2 separate regions of the Homo sapiens genome follow, and region 2 is linked to region 1. The links are chromatin loops, found by intact Hi-C in ENCODE. Cell type or tissue: PC-9. All regions are shown on one strand. Links, peaks and the distances in the headings refer to the core of each region. The heading gives the core; the rest is flanking DNA. Region 1 overlaps PAQR9-AS1 (PAQR9 antisense RNA 1). Region 2 overlaps TFDP2 (transcription factor Dp-2).

The links. Hi-C counts contacts between places; a loop is a spot of excess contacts. Peaks named below come from ENCODE experiments on the same cell type or tissue, not always from the same donor. Only the 100,000 strongest peaks of a DNase experiment are listed, where the experiment ranks them.
Region 2: a loop joins it to region 1, with 14 times the contacts of the local background. A loop is called at or near these places in 10 of 110 quality-filtered maps.

What each region holds. Positions count from the first base shown.
Region 1 is chr3:142,991,990-142,996,393 of GRCh38, forward strand. It overlaps PAQR9-AS1 (PAQR9 antisense RNA 1), which reads left to right. Exons shown (of 5, transcript NR_125393.1): 3 at 2,008-2,151. Among named protein-coding and RNA genes, the nearest start is that of U2SURP, 7.4 kb to the right of the region's middle. In PC-9, for the core only: a CTCF peak has its summit at 2,170 (motif pointing left); a DNase peak (open chromatin) is centred at 2,142.
Region 2 is chr3:142,123,747-142,128,150 of GRCh38, forward strand. The region is part of intron 1 of TFDP2 (transcription factor Dp-2); the gene reads right to left. Among named protein-coding and RNA genes, the nearest start is that of TFDP2, 24 kb to the right of the region's middle. In PC-9, for the core only: CTCF peaks have their summits at 2,645 (motif pointing right) and 2,845; no DNase peak of the experiment used is centred there.

The DNA.
Region 1 (4,404 bases), core at 102-4,101:
ACTGAAATGGGAAAAGTTCCCTTGTCCCCCTTGCAAAGCGTGTGACGGGGGAGTGGCTCGCTTCTTCAGTGCCCCGCTGCTCAAATCTCTAGGGGAGCATACAGACGGGCAGGTTGTGGGGCTCTGACCCCATGGCAGTGTCTAGGGGTGGATGTTTACAGCTCCTGAAGCGCCAACGTGCTACCGTGTGCTTTTTTAGTTTTGCTGCCTACAGGCGGCTTGTGTTAACCAGTTCAATTAGCCCCTCTACCTTGTTGCAAGGACAGAGGGCTTTCTGTATCCTGGGTTCTTGTCTTGGTGTACCAGAATAATCGGATCACACCTGGGCTTGGAGAATGAGTGCAAGGTTTTATTGAGTGGAGGTAACTCTCAGCAGAAGGGGGAAGTTATAAGAGGGATGGAGTGGGAAGGTTTTCCCCTGGAGTCAGGCTGCTCTGTGGCCTGGGCTTTCCTCCGACTGCCCCAGCCAAACTCCAAGCCGTTCTGCTTCTACCAGTCAGTGGCATGCAAGTTCCTGTGGATGTGTTCCTCTCAAAGTCCAGCCGCTCGTGTGTTCCTCCACTGATGTGCTTCTCTCGACGTCCAGCCGCCTATGTGTCTCCTGCTAGGGTCTTGGGGGTTTTTATAAGCACAGGATGGGGGCATGGTGGGGCCAAGGTGGTCTTGGGAAATGGAACATTTGGACAGGAAAACTAAAATGCTTGTCCTCACCTAGGTCCATGGGCACAGGCCCGGGGGTGGAGTCCTCACCAGGGATCTGCCCTTCCCTTCCCAGCACTTCCCTGCCCCCCTTCCATATCAATATTCCTGCTCTAAGATTTAAAAAGATGTCAAGCATGAAGACTCCTTTAAGGGCAGTCTTTCTGCTGATCCCCACATGATAGTAGGTGTATTTTTAGGACAACTGATTCAGAGCATGCATAATGACAAGAGCTGCTTTAAGTTCAAGAATGTTTTGACAACATTCATAGGACTATGTATTCACAATAGCCAAAGCTAGAAGCAACTCAAGTGCCCGTGGACATATGAATGGATAAACACTGTGGTATGGACATATAATGGAATATTACTCAGACTTAAAAAGGAAGGAAATTCTGACACATGCTACAACATGGATGAACTTTGAAGACGTTATGCTGAGTGAAATAAGCTAATCACAAAGGGACAGTTACTGTATGAATCCATTTATGTAAGGTACCTAGACTAGTCAAGTTCATAGAGACAGAAGGTAGAATGGAGGTTGCCGGACCAAGGGGAGAGAGGAAAGGGAAGTTACTGTACAGAGTTTCGATTTGGGAAGGAGAAAAAGTTCTGGAGATCGATGGTAGCAATGGTTGCACAACAATGTGAATGTACTTAAAGCCACTGAACTGTACACTTAAAATTGCTAAAATGGTGAATTTTAAGTTATGTGTATTTATCACAATGAGAAATATAATAGCCTATCAATCACAGCAGCATCTCCAAACATTTGAAAAGTAGTTGTATATGCATCTGAAATCTATTATTCATACAATCGACAGTTTTGCCCCACCTTCGAAATCTTCAGTCATTCCACAGCGAGCCTCTGAGGGCCATTTGGACTTTCTTTGGGCACAATTGATTAGACCAAGAATGAGCGGTTAGCCCCAGTTGGACTATTCAGAACCTTGTCCTAAGAATTTGGAATTTGATTTTAGAAACTTGTTATTAGTCTCTGTGTAGAGGTAAAGGTGAGGTAATATTGTTGGGAGTTATAGGGCAGTCATCTTTTTCCATGTTCATTTTTTATTCAACAAATATTTATTTTTTGTCTACTCTGTGGTAGGCATTGTGCAGGATGCTGGGATTCAGTGGCATCCCTGCCCTCCTGAAACAGAGCAAGCCTGACCGTAGGGAGATGATCTCTAAAGTTATTTCTCATATTTTTGTTAGACCTGATGTTTTGCACACTGTTTTCTAGTAAATGAACAACACAGTATGCCATGATTTTTTAAAATTACATTTAACTTCCTCTCTATTTTTTAGCACGTTTTTCAGCACCAGGACAAGCATCATTGCTCAAGGAGAGCTTGGTTGACAACAGGAAGTTAGAAGGAGTCTGAATTGTAACAAGTGTGGCAAGAGCACCAAGATCACTGTGTGTGTGTGTTCACAGAAAATGTACCAAAGGTGGGTGTTTTGTTTACCAGTGGCAGCAGCGCCACCACGTGGCAAAATAGTAAATGATGTTTGTAATTTCTATGCCTGCCTGCATAGAAATTACTCAATTCTTGAAGGAAAAAAAAAAGCAAAAATTGGGCATGAAAGGGGATCTGTATTATTTCACAATTGGTACTTAAGGGGAGACTTTTAAGTCTGTTTCAAATTAGCATAATTGGAATCTTCTTAAAGTGAGGCAACACTGTGCTAAGGTCTTCATCCTGCCCTCGCAGAAGTTAATTAACCCCAGAGGTGAAATCTTGAGAGCTGGACAGACACTCCCAGTGGTTCTAGAGTATCCTTCATTAGGTCTTTCCTGACTTCTCCCAAACCAATCTTCTCCTGTGTTTCCATAAAACTGTTTCTGGTGCTCATTTCATTCCTTAACAAATATTCATTGAGTACCTGCATGGTGCTTACTCTGTTCTAGGTATTGCAGATGCAGCAGTGAACAAATCAAACTAAAATTTCAGCCTGTACTTCTTAGCATCTTATTGTGATACATCTGGGAGTGTTTTATGCCCTGCAAGCCCTTTGACAACAGGGACCTGTCTTATCCCATCCTCACTGGAACCACACCTTCTACCCATTGAATTCCCAAGTAATGATTTCAGAACTCAACTGATTAAAGATGACTATATTTATTAGGACCATTCCCAAGTCAGTTCTCTGGTGGGATCAAAGCTGTGTCCTTTCAGCCAGGGACAAAATACAGAAACAGAAAGTTCATTATAGATCCTATGGTAAACTGAATAATGGCCCTCCAAAGATGTCCACACCCTAATCCCCAGAACCTGCAAATATATTGCCTAACATGGCAAAGGGACTTTGCAGCTGTGATTAAGGCTCTTGAGATGGGAGATTATCCTGGATTGTCATAGTAGAGCCAATGTAATCACAAGGGTCCTTATAAGAGGGAGGGAGCAGAGTTGGAGAAGAGATAAGGGTGGAGGCAAGTGTCAGAAGATGCTAATGGAGGAGAGGGCCACAGACCAAGGAATGCAGGTGAATTCTAGAAGCTGGGAAGGGGAAAGAAAAGGATTATTCTTTAGAGACTCCAAAATAAGCACGGGCCTGGTGGTACATTTTATATTTCTGACCTCCAGAGCTATAAAATACATCTGAGTTGCTGTAAGCCACTAACTTTGTGGTAATTTGCTACAGCAGCAATAGGAAACTATACAGATTTCTACCTGTCCTCCTCCTAATCTGCGTTCCACACTGCTCATTTTCACTGGTGTGCAGAGTGGGACATTTCTACTTTGTTCCCCTATTTTCCCAAGTCAGGGAGATGTCCTGGTTTGTCTTGACACAAGCCTCTAACAATGTTTCTCTAACAGGGCTGTGTGACCATTGGCATTCTTTGGTGTATCCTCACAGTCCCTTAGTTTTCTTATGAGAGTTTTAAATTCTATTCAGTTCCACAGTTAGCTAAAAAAAAGTTAATGTACAATTCAAGGTACAACCCAAAAAGTTATCCTTATCCTCATAAGAATACTAAAATCATCTCATTAGAGTCAGGAATGAGACAAGCATGTTTGGCCGGGCGCGGTGGCTCACGCCTGTAATCCCAGCACTTTGGGAGGCCAAGGCGGGCGGATCATGAGGTCAGAAGATCGAGACCATCCTGGCTAACACGGTGAAACCCCATCTCTACTAAAAATACAAAAAATTAGCCGGGCGTGGTGGCGGGCACCTGTAGTCCCAGCTACTCGGAAGGCTGAGGCAGGAGAATGGCGTGAACCCGGGAGGCGGAGCTGGCAGTGAGCAGAGATCGTGCCACTGCACTCTAGCCTGGGCAACAGAGAGAGACTCCATCTCGATAAAAAAAAAAAAAAAAAAAAGACAAGCATGTTCATTAGCACCACTCTTAACATTATTCTGGGGGTACTGGCTAATGTAATTATACAAGAAAAAAGTATAAAAATGGGAAAGGAGGAGGCAAACTGGTAATTATTTGCAAATATGATTGTATACCTGAAAGTTCAAGGGAATAAACTGAAAACCTATGTAAATAATAAAAGAATTCAGTAAACACATTACACAACATTAATATATCAATAAACAGCTTATTTAGGACATACATAAATACAAAAACTTACTATAATCACAGTAACAACAGAAAAGACAAAATACCTAACAATTAAAGTAACAGGAAATAATGCAAAGTTAATGTGAAGGAAATGGAACAAAACTTGAAAAAGAAGAAAGGTATGCCATGTT
Region 2 (4,404 bases), core at 198-4,197, 870 kb before region 1:
AGAAATGATTTCTACTATTATCACTCACCACTATTATTTAACAGTGTTCTATAGGTTACTAACCAACACAACCAGATGAAAGATAGAAGTATATAAAGCAGAACTGAAGCAGTAAAACTATTATTATTTACATATGATTACAACTGTTTACAGAGCAACCCCAAGAGATTCAACTGGAGATGACCGATAACAAAATTAATCCCCCCAAATTAGCAGCTTACTTATACACAAGAACCATGTCTTCTAATAACAACTATGTAAAGACATAATGGAAAAAATTAACTCATTTACATAGAAAAAAACAAGAAAAAAACATCAGGAAGAAACTCAGCAAGAAATACATAGGGATACAAAAAACAAATGGAAAAAAATGCCAGGTTCTTGAGTGACAAAACGCAAAATCATAACAATACTAACTGCCCCCAAATTAATCTATGAATAGAATGAATCACAATAAAATTAACAATATCTTTTCCTTTTAATTTGCTCAACTGATTCAAAAGTTAATGTGGTAAAATAAGCAAGAATAGCCATAAAATTATGGAAACACAGAAGGATTGACCTCATCCAATTATTTAAACAAGTTGTAAAGTCACAATAATTAAAATATCATACACTGATAAGTGAAAAAGCATACAGATAGAGGGAACAGAAAAGTATAGGAAAAGACCTAAATCCACAAAGAAATTTAGCTGACACTTCAAATCAGTGAGGTATGAATGCATTGGGTGAATTATTTCAATAAAGAAGTGACAACTGAGTAATCATATAGAAAAAATTAGTTAGAGCCATAATTTATACCTCACTCAAAATAAATTTCAGATAGCCCATAGAATTCAACGTAATTTTTTTGGTAAGAGAAGAAAACACGGAAGTTAAATTTTTTAATTTTCTGAGTGTGGAAGATCTTTCTAAATATGAAACCAAGCCCAGAAAAGTCTTCAAAGTAAAGACTGATATGACTACAAAAAATGCACATTTTTTTTTACATTTAAAGAAAACATCACTATGTAAATCATAAGAAAATAAACTGGAAAAATTGTATCTGCAACTTATACTATAGAAAGTTAACTTCTACCTTGTGAACTATGAGCTCCTAAAAATAAGTAGAAGAGTGACAGCCTAAAGAAAAAGTAGGCAAAGAATATATAACAGAAAACACAAATGAGCTGGGCATTGTAGATTACACCTGTAACTCCAGTGCTCTGGGACGCCAAGGTGGGAGTATTGCTCGAGGCCAGGAGTTTGAGACCAGTGTGGACAACATAAGGTGATTCCATCTTTACCGAAAAAAAAAAATTTTTTTTAAATTAGCCAATCGTGGTGGCATGTGCCTGCTGTCCCAACTATTTGGGAGGCTGAGGCAGGAGGATCATTTGAGCCCAGTAGTTCAAGGCTGCAGTGAGCTATTATCATGTAACTGCATTCCAGCCTGGGTGACAAAGTGAAGCTCTATCTCAAAGAAACAAACAAAAAATCCCACAAATTGCTTCTAAACATATAAAAATACGTTCAGCCCACTCATAAGAGAAATGTAAAATAAGGTTTCAAGACAAGATGAAAAGACTGATACCAATACATTGTCCTGAGAAACATGAGGGAAAACAGAGTTTGCCTTACGTTAGTGGTGGAAGAATAAACAGGCATAATCTTTTATGGAGGGCAGTGTCACCATATCCAACACAAATAGAAATTTATACATCCTTCTATGAGCTTTTTCTAGAGTCATATGAAATCATACACATACACACACACGCACACACACACATATATCTATATGGATACTCACTACAGTGTCATTTATATAGCAAAAGATTGGAAAACCCATAACTGCGTATCAATAGTAGACTAGCTAAACACATCATGGCCTAAAAAAAATGAGGCAGCTCATTGTGTATTGATATAGAGTGACCTCCAGTATAAACTGTTCTGTGAAAAAAAGAAAGTTATAAAGAAGTATGTGTAGTACATTACCATCTGTATAAAAAGATTCTCTCAAGGCAAAGGAACTGGCTAGCTGAGAGAAAAACATTTTAATTTTCTTTTCTTTTTTATTAATTCTTACAAAATAGTAGGATGACTCATGGCCTCTCATATCATTTGTATTTTGTACCATGAACACAAACTATCTATGCAACAAATTAACTTAATTTTTTAAATTGTATATTTTCCTTCACATAGAAACAATATTTGTTTTCTTAATGCAAGCAGAAATAACCTAAAGTAACAGACATATTTTAAGATATTTTAGATAGAACCCTTTCTTAGGGGGCTTGAAAAGACTTTGTTATATTGTAATCAAATCCTATGTCAAAAAAAGTATGTTTCTTCAATAGTATAGAGAACAACTAAACAACACCAAATCCACTAAATCTGACACAGGATGCAAATTAGCTACTTACCAGTCATGGGGTTCCCAGAATTTTTTTCTTTTCTTTTTTTTTTTTTTTTGAGATGTAGTCTCTCTCTGTCACCAGGCTGGAGTGAAGTGGCACGATCTTGGCTCACTGCAACCTCCGCCTCCCGGATTCAAGCGATTCTCCTGCCTCAGCCTCCCGAGTAGCTGGGACTACACATTCCCAGATTTTATTACAGAAACAACACAGTTTTTTTAAAAGCCAGAAGGTGGCGACGTTACTTCATCAAAGTCCCTCTGATACATGTATCTGAGCCTCCTATTCTTTGTTATTAACCTATTTTTCCTCTTCTTTATGTCTCTTATTGCCCTTTTGGATGCCTTTCTATAGTTCTGAAACTGCAATAACCATTAGTAGAAATGCACACAGAAAAAACTCCTGAGTTTATAATAATATTATTTTTACATGAAAATAACATAATTAAAATGTACTATAAGGTTCTTTGGTTAAATATGAACACACAGGTCTCTATCCATCCCTTCTTGAAATTACAGTAAAATTGGCCGGGCATGGTGGCTCATGCCTGTAATCCCAGCATTTTGGGAGGCTGAGGCGGGCAGATCATTTGAGGTCAGGAGTTCAAGACCAGCCTGGCCAACATGGTGAAACCCCGTTTCTACCGAAAATACAAAAATTAGCCAGGCAGTGGTGGCGTGCCTGTAATCCCAGCTACTCAGGAGGCTGAGGCAGGAGAATCGCTTGAACCCGGAAGGCGGAGGTTGCAGTGAGCCAAGGTCTTGCCGCTGCACTCCAGTCTGGGTGACAGAGTGAGACCTTGTCTCAAAAAAAAAAAAAAAAAAATTACAGTAAAATGATGTTAAAAAGATAAAAAAGGATAAACCCATCAAAAACATATATGTTATATATACAGATATCTTATAGATATCTATAAGATGTAATGTATATGTAATTAGATGTATCTACCTATATAATTATATATAGATGATCAGATATATCTATATCCCTAGAGACATACAGATATATGTATCTATAAGATATATCTTAATTATATAACTTATCTATAAGATATATATTAATATTATATATTAACATATTATAGATATTACAGGTATCTATATCTCACACCTCAACCTTCTGAGTCGCTAGGACTACAGACAGACATGTTTCACTACACTCCGCTTTTTTTTTTTTTTTTTTTTTTGAGACAGAGTCTCGCTGTGTTGCCAGCCTGCAGTGCAGTGGCAAGATCTCGGTTTACTGCAACCTCTAACTCCCGGGTTCAAGCAATTATCCTGCTTCAGCCTCCCCAGTAGCTGGGATTACAGGCGTGCACCACTAGGCCCAGCAAATTTTTGTAATTTTTGTAAAAATACAAATAATTTTTTGTATTTTTAGTAGGGATGGGGTTTCACCATGTTGGCCAGGATGGTCTCCATCTCTTGACCTCGTGATCTGCCCACCTCGGCCTCCCAAAGTGCTGGGATTACAGAAGTGAGCCACTGTACCCGGTCAGTATTCTGCTTTTTTAATAAAACTTTTTGTTGAGATGGGATCTCACTGTGTTGCCCAGGCTGGTCCTGAATTGGCCTCAAGCAATTCTCCCACTTCAGCCTCCCAAACCATTTATAAGTTATATATACATAATTAAAATATATCTTACATATATCTCATCACAAAGGCTTAAGAATTGAAGCCATCTGAAAGTAACAATCTCAGTTGGGGCTGTTAATAAAAAGACTTGATTGAAAGTTTGAATAAAGTCTTAACCCATGTAGCTAAGAAACTGCCCCTTCTGGCTGAGCCCAGTGGCTCACACTTACAATTCCAGTGCTTTGGGAAGCCAAAGTGGAAGGAATACCCGAGGCCAGTTCAGGATCAGCCTGGGCAACACAGTGAAACTTCATCTTAACAAAAAGATTTTTTAAAAAAGGCAGAGTGTAGCGGCACATGTCTGTCCATAGTCCTAGCTACTCAGGAGGCTGAGGTGGGACGACTGCTTAAGCCCCGGAACTTGAGGTTACAAGCT